Regions from separate parts of the Homo sapiens genome. Here region 2 is linked to region 1. Evidence: read pairs that join two places in POLR2A ChIA-PET (ENCODE). Cell type or tissue: PC-3. All regions are shown on one strand.

Region 1 (5,000 bases):
AGTCTTCGGTAGACCCCTCTAGGTGAATCACAGTGCAGACCCTTAGGATTTTGAAGCACGGCCCCACCATCCTCTGTGGATAACTACTCTCCTTTTTTTTTTTTTTTTTGACCAAGTCTCACTCTGTCGCCCAGGCTGGAATGCAATGGCGTGATCTTGGCTCAATGCAACCTCCACCTCCTGGTTTAAGCGATTCTCCTGCCTCAGCCTCCTGAGTAGCTGCAGTTACAGGCATGCGCCACTATGCCCAGCCAATTTGTGTATTTTTAGTAGAGATGGGGTTTTGCCATGTTGGCCAGGCTGGATTGTAGGCGTGAGCCACCACACCCAGTTAGCAGAAGAGGATTTTAATAATCAAGTGGGGCCAGGTGCAGTGGCTCACGCCTGTAATCCCAGCACTTTTGGAGGCCGAGGTGGGCGGATCACGAGGTCAGGAGATCGAGACCATCCAAGTTTCATGGGGCCAGGAGTCAAAGGGTAGAAATTAGGAGATTAGGAGTGACTCCAATCACCTTTTTTTTTTTTTTTTAAGGCAGTCTCTCGCTCTGTCACTAGGCTGGAGTGCAGTGGAGCAATCTCGACTCACTGAAACCTCCGGCTCTTTTGTTCAAGCGATTCTCCTGCCTCAGCCTCCCGAGTAGTTGTGATTACAGGCACGTGCCACCATGCCCAGCTAATTTTTGTATTTTTAGTAGAGATGGGGTTTCACCATGTTGGCCAGGATGGTCTTGATCTCCTGACCTTGTGATCTGCCTGCCTCAGCCTCCCAAAGTGCTGGGATTACAGGCGTGAGCCACCGCGCCTGGCCCCCAATCACTTTTATCCCTACTGATGCACTAGCAGCATTTCTGCTTCCCGTCCCCATGACCTTAGGCTCTGCTAGTTTAGAGGTTGGTTCCAAAGGGAGAAATGCTTCCACTAGGCAACACAATGATTACACTGAACTGGAGGTTGAGGCTGCCACTCAGTCGCGTTGCGCTCCCCATACCCAAAATTAACAGGCAAAGAAGGAGGTCACTGTACTGGCTGGGATGACTGGTCTTGATTACTAAGGGAAAATTGTATTGCTGCTACACAACAGAGGTAAGGGAGAGTATATCTGGAATACATGAGCTCCCTTAGGGCATCTGTTAATATAGACAGTCTTTGTCTTACGATGATTTGACTTATGATTTTTTGACTTTATGATGGGCAAAAGTGATACACATTCAGTAGAAACTATCCTTTGAATTTTCAATTTTGATCTCTTCCTGGGCTAGCAATATGGAGTACAATGCTTTCTCATGATGCTGGGCAGTGGCAGCGACCGCGGCTCCAAGTCAGCCACACGATCACGAGGGTAGACAGCTGATACTGTAATCTACAGTGTGCTGTATTTAATAAATTACGTGAGATAGTCAACATATCTAGTCAACAAAATAGGCTTCGTGTTAGATGATTTTGCCCAACCGTAGGCTAACGGAAGTGTTCTGAGCACATTTCAGGGCAAAGCTATGATGTTCAGTAGGTTAGATGCATTAAGTGCATTTTCAATTTAGGATATTTGCAACTTAAGATGGATTTATCAGGGCCAGGTGCAGTGGCTCACACCTGTAATCTCAGCACTCAGGCCAAGGCAGGCAGATCGCTTGAGCCCAGGAATTCGAGACCAGCCTGGGCCACATGGTGAAACCTTGTCTCTACTAAAAATACAAAAAAATTAGGCAGGTGTGATAGTGCGTGGAGGCTGAGGTGGGAGGATCACCGGAGCTTGGGAAGTTGAGGCTGCAGTGACCAAGATTGCACACTGCCCTCCAACCTGGGTGACAGAGTGAGACCCCATCTCAAAAAAAAAAAAAAAAAAAAAAAAGAAGATGGATTTATCAGGACATAACCTCATTGCAAGTGGAGAGCATCAGTACCACGTCCTGTGACTAAAGTAAACAAAAGCGACAACAGCCCAGTTCAGGCAGGACTATTAACGGTCCAGGAATTTCAGGAATGAAGGTTTGGGTCACCCCACCAGGCAAAGAACCATGACCAGATGAGGTGCTTGCTAAGGGAAAAGGAATATGGAAAGGGCAGTGGAGGAAGAGGAATTATAAAGACCAGCTCTGACCACATGACCAGTTGCAGAAATGAGGACAGTAATAACTATGAGTATTTCTTCCTTATTTTGTTATGAATGTTTGTATATAGATTAGCCAAATATTTTTGTTTTCTTCCCTCTTATTCCCTTATCATCTAACATGAGATATATTAATAATTTAGGCTGGGTGTGGTGGCTCACGCCTGTAATCCCAGCTTTTTGGGAGGGCAAGGCAGGCAATTGCTTGAGGCCAAGGAGTTTGAGACCAGTCTGGGCAACATGGCAAAACCCTGTCTCTACAAAAAATACAAAAAATTAGCTGGGGGTGGTGGCGTGTACCTGTAGTCCCAGCTACTGGGGAGGCTGAGGCAGGAGGATCACCTGAGCCCAGGAAGTGGAGGCTACAGTGAGCCGAGATTGCACCACTGCACTCCAGCCTGGGTGATAGAGTGAGACCCTGTCTCAAAATAAATAAATAAATAAAATAATAGTAAACTTTATATTATGGTATTTAGGTTACAGGATATCAAAAGAGAAGAATGAGCATTATCCAAGGATTTTGCATCTTCTCCTGGGGAAGGGTTGGTGTGTTTTTGGTTGCATCCAGGATAGCTGTATCATGTTAGGTTTAAGTATGACTTTGTTATTGTGTGTATTTGGAAATGAAGTGTGGTTTAAGGATATCAATGAGGAAAATTAAAATTCTTCCATGATTTTTAAAACTTTTTTCTTTAGCCTGAGTCTAGTTGTCTTTCCTACTAGATTGATTGATTGATTGATTGATTGATGGAGACAGACTCTCACTGTCACCCAGGCTGGAGTGCAGTGGTGCAATCACAGTTCACTACATCCTTGACCTCCTGGGCTCAAGTGATCCTCTCATCTCAGCCTCCAGAGTAGCTGGGACTACAGGCACGTGCCACCACACTCTGCTAATTTTTGTATTTTTTTGTAGAGACAGGGTCTTGCTATGAAGCTCAGGCTGGCCTCAAACTCGTGGGCTCAAGCAATCTTCAGGCTCCCAAAGTGCTGGAATTACAGGTATGAGCCATTGCACCCAGCTTCCCTATTTTCTTTTAAAGAGATGGAGTCACAGCCTCCCTTTTTTTTTTGACAGGGTTTCACTCTGTCACCCAGGCTGGAGTGCAGTGGCGTGATCTCAGCTCACTGCAACTTCTGCATCCTGGGTCAAGCAAACCTCCCACCTCAGCCTCCTGAGTGGTTGGGACTACAGGCATGTGCCACCACACCAGGCTAATTTTTGTATTTTTAGTAAAGACAGGTGTCTTGCTGTGTTGCCCAGGCTGGTCTCGAACTCCTGAGCTCAAGTGGTCCTCCTGCCTCGGCCTCCCAAAGTGCTGGGATTACAGGTGTGTGCCACTGCACAAGTGCCCCCTTTATCCTATACCAATTCCCACACAGACACAGAAGTATTTCTTGCTGTCTAATCCATTCTAAGTGTTCAGTTTCTCTATTCCCACACCAATACCATATATGTAATTCACTATCGCTTTATAACATATTTTGATCAGGCCAGCTACTTCATTGTTCTATTTTTTCTGAATTGTCTTTGCTTGGCTATTCCTTTTTTTTTTTTTTTTTTTTTTTTTTGAGATGGAGTCTTGCTCTATCGCCCAGGCTGGAATGCAGTGGCGCGATCTCAGCTCACTCCCGGGTTCACACCATTCTCCTGCTCAGTCTCCCAAGTAGCTGGGACTACAGGCACCCACCACCACGCCTGGCTAATTTTTTGTATTTTTAGTAGAGATGGGGTTTCATCGTGTTAGCCAGGATGGTCTTGATCTCCTGACCTCGATCTGCCTGCCTCGGCCTCCCAAAGTGGTGGGATTATAGGCGTGAGCCACCGTGCCTGGTCTGCTTGGCCACTCTTGTGCATTTGATCTTCTATGTGAATCAGTTTTTCAAGTTCCATGAAAAATTACCTTGAGATTTTGGTTGAGAGTATACTGCAACAGCAAATTAATTTTGGGGAGAATTATTATTATTTGAGAGAGAGTCTCAAATAATAATAAATCTAATAAATAATAATCTGCAAATAATTGCATTGTCCCCCAGGCTGAGTGCAATGGCACGATTTCAGCTCACTGCAGCCTCTGCCTCCTGGGTTCAAGCTATTCTCCTGCCTCAGCCTCCCGAGTAGCTGTGATTACACGTGCCCACTGCCATGCCCAGCTAATTTTTTTTTTTGTGTGTGTATTTTTAGTAGAGGCGGGGTTTCATGATGTTGGCCAGGCTGGTGTTGAACTCCTGACCTCAGGTGATCTGCCTGCCTCGGCCTCCCAAAGTGCTGGGATTATAGGCATGAGCCACCATACCCGGCAGGTATTGTTTATTATATTGAACCTTTCCATCCATGGAAAGTGCAGGGTGTTTACCTGCATTTACTCAGGTCTTCTTTTTTTTTTTTTGAGACGGAGTCTCACTCTGTTGCCCAGACTGGAGTGCAGTGGCGCGATTTTGGCTCACTGCAAGCTCTGCCTCCCAGGTTCATGCCATTCTCCTGCCTCAGCCTCCTGAGTAGCTGGGACAACAGGCGCCCGCCACCACGTCCGGCTAATTTTTTGTATTTTTAGTAGAGATGAGGGTTCATCGTGTTAGCCAGGATGGTCTCGATCTACTGACCTCGTGATCTGCCTGCCTCGGCCTCCCAAAGTGCTGGGATTACAGGCATGAGCCACCGCGCCCGGCCTATTCAGGTCTTCTTTTATGTTCTTCAGGAAAATTGCATAGTTTCCTTTATAAAGGACTTGCCCATTTCTCACTGGGTTTCTTTTTGTATTAGATTCTCAAAGTGTGGACTCTTCTCTGGTCCCTCCCTTCTGCAGCAACTTCACCCTTACGGATAGCCTCTGCTGCTCCCTTTTCCTTATACAATTTATTATTTTCCATTTGTTCCTAACTTGCATCCTGC
Region 2 (5,000 bases), 180 kb before region 1:
AAGAGAAAATATTTGTAAACTGTACACCTGTTAAAAAGTTAATATCCTGGGCTGGGCACCATGGCCTGTTTGTAATCCCAGCACTTTGGGAGGCCAAGGTGGGGAAATCACTTGAGGCCAGGAGTTCGAGACCAACCTGACCATCATGGCAAAACCCTGTCTCTACTAAAAATACAAAAATGAGCCAGGAATGGCAATCCCAGATACTCAGGTGGCTGAGGCACGATAATCATTTAAACCCAGGAGGCGGAGGTTGCAGTGAGCTGAGATCGCACCACTGCACTCCAGCCTGCGTGACAGAGGGAGACACTGTCTCAAAAAAAAAAAAAAAAAAAGTTAATATCCTGAATATATAGAACTCCTAAAACTCAATCACAAAAAAGCAAACAATCAGATTCAGAAATGGGCAAAGGACACGAATAGACATTTCTATTAAAAAGACATACACAAATGGCCAACAAGCCCATGAAAATATGCTAATCCTAAGGAAATACAAATCAATACTATATTGGTATATATCACCTCCTCACACCAAGATGGCTAGTATATATATGTGTACATACACACATACAATTTTTTTTTTTTTTTTTGAGACAGAGTCTCGCTCTGTCGCCCAGGCTGGAGTGCAGTGGCAAGATCTCAGCTCCCTGCAACCTCCACCTCCCGGGTTCAAGTGATTCTCCTGCCTCAGCTTCCCAAGTAGCTGAGACTACAGGTGCGTGCCACCATGCTCAGCACAGTGGCTCGTGCCTGTAATCCCAGCACTTTGGTAGGCCAAGGCATGCAGATCACAAGGTCAGGAGTTCGAGACCATCCTGGCTAACCCAGTGAAAGCCTGTGTCTACTAAAAATACAAAAAATTAGCCGGGCATGGTGGCACGGGCCTGTAGTCCCAGATACTTGGGAGGCTGAGGCAGGAGAATCGCTTGAACTCAGGAGGCAGAGGTTGCAGTGAGCCGAGATCGCCCCACTGCACTTCAACTTGGGCAACACAGCAAGACTCCATCTCAAAAAAAAGGAAAAGTGTTGTAAAAGATGTGGAGAAAGTGGAACTCTTGCACACTGTTGGTAGGAATGTAAAATAGGTACAGCCATTGTGGAAAACAGTATGGCATTTTCACAAAAAATAGGAATAACCATACAGTTCTGCAATTCCACTTCCAAGTATCCACTCTAAATAAATGAAAACGAGGTCTTAAGGGAGTTCTTTGTACATCCACATTCATATCACTATTATTCATAACTGGTAAAACATGAAAGCCAACCAAGTATGCATCAGCAAATGAATAGATAAGCACAATATGGTACCATAGATAAAGTGAAACATTAGCCTTAAAAAGAAAGGGAATTCTGACATATCCTACAAAATGGATGGAACTTGAGGACAATATGCTAAGTGAAATAAGCCAGGCACAAACAACTACTGTATGATAACAGTTATATGATGTAGTTAAAGAATAGCCAAAGCCACAGACAGACAGGAGAATGGCTGTTGCCAGGGTGCAAAGGGAGGGGTCAAAGGGAAGTTATTGTTTAATGGGTATAGACTTTCAGTTTTACAAGATGAAAGAAAAGAGTTATAAAGATGGATCGTGTGATCACTGCATATTATCAATGTATACTTAAAATGTACACTTAAAAATGGGGTTAAGATTTTAAACTTTGTGCTATTTGCATTTTAACACAATTTTTTAAATTGGGAAAAAAAAGAGAAAGGTTCAGAGATAATAAAGTAAGTTGCCCAAGGTCACACATGATGGCTAATTCAAAATGTAAACCTCAAAATGCAGACACCAGTGAAATTATAAAACAAATATCTACTTATACAAAACTCAGGATAATTGTTACCACTAGGGAGAAAGAGGCAGCTGAGATAAAGGAGGAATACAGAGTGGCTTCAAAGATATTGATAATCGACTTAAGGTGAGTGGTGGTTGGTTGTGTTATGATTATCCTTTCAAACCAAACACGTTACAATATACTTTTATAAGCTTAAACATGTCATAATAAATTGTAAAACACAGGTGTTTCAACAAACAGTAAGCAGCAGAATTAGACAAGGTGAAGCAGAGCTACTCATGATACATAACTTCACAAGCTATATACAGTGTATGGCCTGTCGAGCTGTTGGTGACCAACCTAGTACTGAAGTAAGCACAGTTCAGGATATGACTGAAAGTCAATTAGTGATTACTAAAAAGATTATCAAGCAGCTAAGTTGTAGCTATATTATACCTAAATAGAGTTTAGACCAGCTGTATTAATAAATCATTAATTTTTTGTTTGAGATACAGTCTTGCTGTTGCCCAAGCGGGAGTTCATGATCACAGCTCATCGTAACCTCTCACTCCTGGATGCCGCAAGTGAATCTCCAGCCTCAGCTTCCCAAAGTGCTGGAATTACTGGCTTGAGCCAATGCGCCTGGCCCAAACAAAGTCTCGCTCTGGGGTACAGTGGCGTGATCCCGGCTCACTGCAACCTCCACCCCCTAGGTCCAAGCGATTCTCATGCCTCAGCCTCCCGAGTAGCTGAAACCACAGGTGCACACAACCACACCCAGCTAATGTTTTATATTTTTTAGTAGAGACAAGGTTTCACCACTTTGGCTAGGCTGGTCTTGAACTCCTGGCCTCACGTGATCCGCCTGCCTCAGCCTCCCAAAGTGCTGGAATTACAGGCATGAGCCACCATGCCTGGCCCCAATCATAAAGTTTTAATTAGACTCCACGAACACAGGTAATGGAATTTCCAAAGCAGAGCCATCCATCCTGGGAGCAAGAACAGAGGAAAAGACCTGCTGAGTTAGATTCAGGGACGAGAACTGGGAAGAAAGAGAAATTGAGTCGGGGGGGGGAAGGGAACTAGTGGGCCAGGTGCAGTGGCTCACGCCTGTAATCCTAACACTTTGGGAGGCCAAGGCAGAAGGATCACTTGAAGCCAGGAGTTTGAGACAAGCCTGCACAACATAGCAAGACCTCATCACTACAAAATAAACCATTAGTTTGATTTTTTTAAAACAAAGAGAACTAGTGGTTTTATAAAAATAAAGTTATAGTAGTTAGTGATAGGATCAAGGGTAAATAAGAGAAAGTGAAGGCAGAAAGGGGCTGCCATCTTGAGAAAAGAAATGGATTAAAGAATTAAAAGGTTGTAGGCTGTGAAATAGGTATAACAGGACTGGCATGGGATAGGAAAAAGGAACAAAGACTATGGTCAGAAAAATGTTATTTATTTATTATTTTATTTTTTATTCTTGAGACAGGGTCTCACTTTGTTGCCAGGCTGGAGCACAGTGGCACAATCATGCTGCAGTGAGCCATGAACTCCTGGGCTCAGGGGATCCTCCTACCTCAGCCTCCCAAGTAGCTGAGACTACAGGTGTAAAACACCATGCCCAACTAATTTTTAAAAATTTTTTGTGGAGACAGGGTCTTGCTTTGCTGGACCAGATGTTTGAGGCCCAGGATGGCCTCAAACTCCTCGCTTCAAGTGATCATCCTGCCTCAACCTCCCAAAGTGCTGGAATTACAGGTATGAGCCACTGGGCTGGTTGGAGAAATTTTAGACTTCAAGAATTCAAAGGCAGAGCAGTTCTCAGCTGATATGGTTTGGCTCTGTGTCTCCACCCAAATCTCATCTTGTAAGCTCCCATAATTCCCATGTGTTATGGGGGGAACCCAGTGAGAGATGACTGAATTATGGAGGCAGGTCTTTTCCTGTGCTGTTCTCTTGATAGTGAATGGGTGTCACGTGATCTGATGGTTTTAGAAATGGGAGTTGCCCTACACAAGCTCCCTTTTTGCCTGCTGCCATCCATGTAAGATGTGACTTGCTCTCCCTTGCCTTCTGCCATGATTGTGAGGCCTCCCCAGCCATGTGGAGCCCAAGTCCAACAAACCTCTTTCTTTTGTAAATTGCCCAGTGTCAAGTATATCTTTACCAGCACCCTGAAAATGGACTAATACATCAGTAGAGACCAGGTCCAGGCCAGTGCTCGTAACAAAAATATAAAAAATACAATACAAACCACACAAGTAAGTAATTTAAAATTTTCTAGGTCACCAGATTAGAAAAACTTAAAACTGGTGAAATTAATTTTGTGTTTTACACTTACAAAACATCTCAATTTGCAGAAACTATGTTTCAAGTGCTCAAAAGCCACAGTGGCTCTAATAGCGACCACATTGGACAGTGCAGATCTAGACTGTGTCCATATAGATTGCTGAATATGTGTCTATATACAGTTGCTATTGGGAGGCAAAGAATGGGAAGAAAAAAGGATCAGCCGGGTGTGGTGGCTCATGCCTGTAATCCCAGCAATTTGGGAGGCTGAAGTGGGTGGATCACTTGAGGTCAGGAGTTCAAGATCAGCCTGGCCAACATGGTGAAACTCCACCCCTACTAAAAATACAAAAATTAGCCAGGCAGCGTGGCACATGCCTGTAATCCCAGCTATTTGGGTGGCTGAGGCAGGAGAATCACTTGAACCCAGGAGGTGTGGGCCGCAGTGAGCCAAGATCACACCACTGCACTCCAGCCTGTGCAGCAGAGTGAGACTGTCTCAAAAAAAAAACACAACAACAACAACAACAACAAACAGGGTAGATCCAGGAGCCCACAGGCAATGGTTGGACAGCACAACAATGAATGTCACAAGTCATCTTTGTGGATGGCAGAAAGCAAAACAGAAAAGTAAATTATGAGCCAGACACTAAAATTCTCAAACAATGAGAAAATGGGTCCAGAAAAATGAGGAATGATGGCAAAAAAAAAAAAAAAAAAGAGGGAGAGAGAGCTGTTTATGCATTTTCGGCACAAGGGTTGCAGGCAAACAACCTACAGAAAGCGGTGAAGGGCCAGGAGGTTGCTGAGTTGCCTTCCAAGATATAAAGAATATAAGAACACTAACAATGTTGAAGTGGAAGGATTTCTAAGGAAAGTAGTGTTACATAAATTTCCACAGAGTAAGGAGATGGAGGAAGAGTTCAAAGAAAGTGTGT

What was found. ChIA-PET counts read pairs that join two places held together with the same protein. Peaks named below come from ENCODE experiments on the same cell type or tissue, not always from the same donor. Only the 100,000 strongest peaks of a DNase experiment are listed, where the experiment ranks them.
Region 2: POLR2A ChIA-PET joins it to region 1 with 30 read pairs; 3 of 35 experiments call an interaction of 5 or more read pairs at or near these places.

Annotation. Positions count from the first base shown.
Region 1 is chr1:21,210,326-21,215,325 of GRCh38, forward strand. No RefSeq gene overlaps it. Among named protein-coding and RNA genes, the nearest start is that of EIF4G3, 36 kb to the left of the region's middle. In PC-3, no CTCF peak of the experiment used is centred here; a DNase peak (open chromatin) is centred at 1,986.
Region 2 is chr1:21,026,621-21,031,620 of GRCh38, forward strand. The region is part of intron 4 of EIF4G3 (eukaryotic translation initiation factor 4 gamma 3); the gene reads right to left. Among named protein-coding and RNA genes, the nearest start is that of MIR1256, 41 kb to the left of the region's middle. In PC-3, no CTCF peak of the experiment used is centred here; no DNase peak of the experiment used is centred here.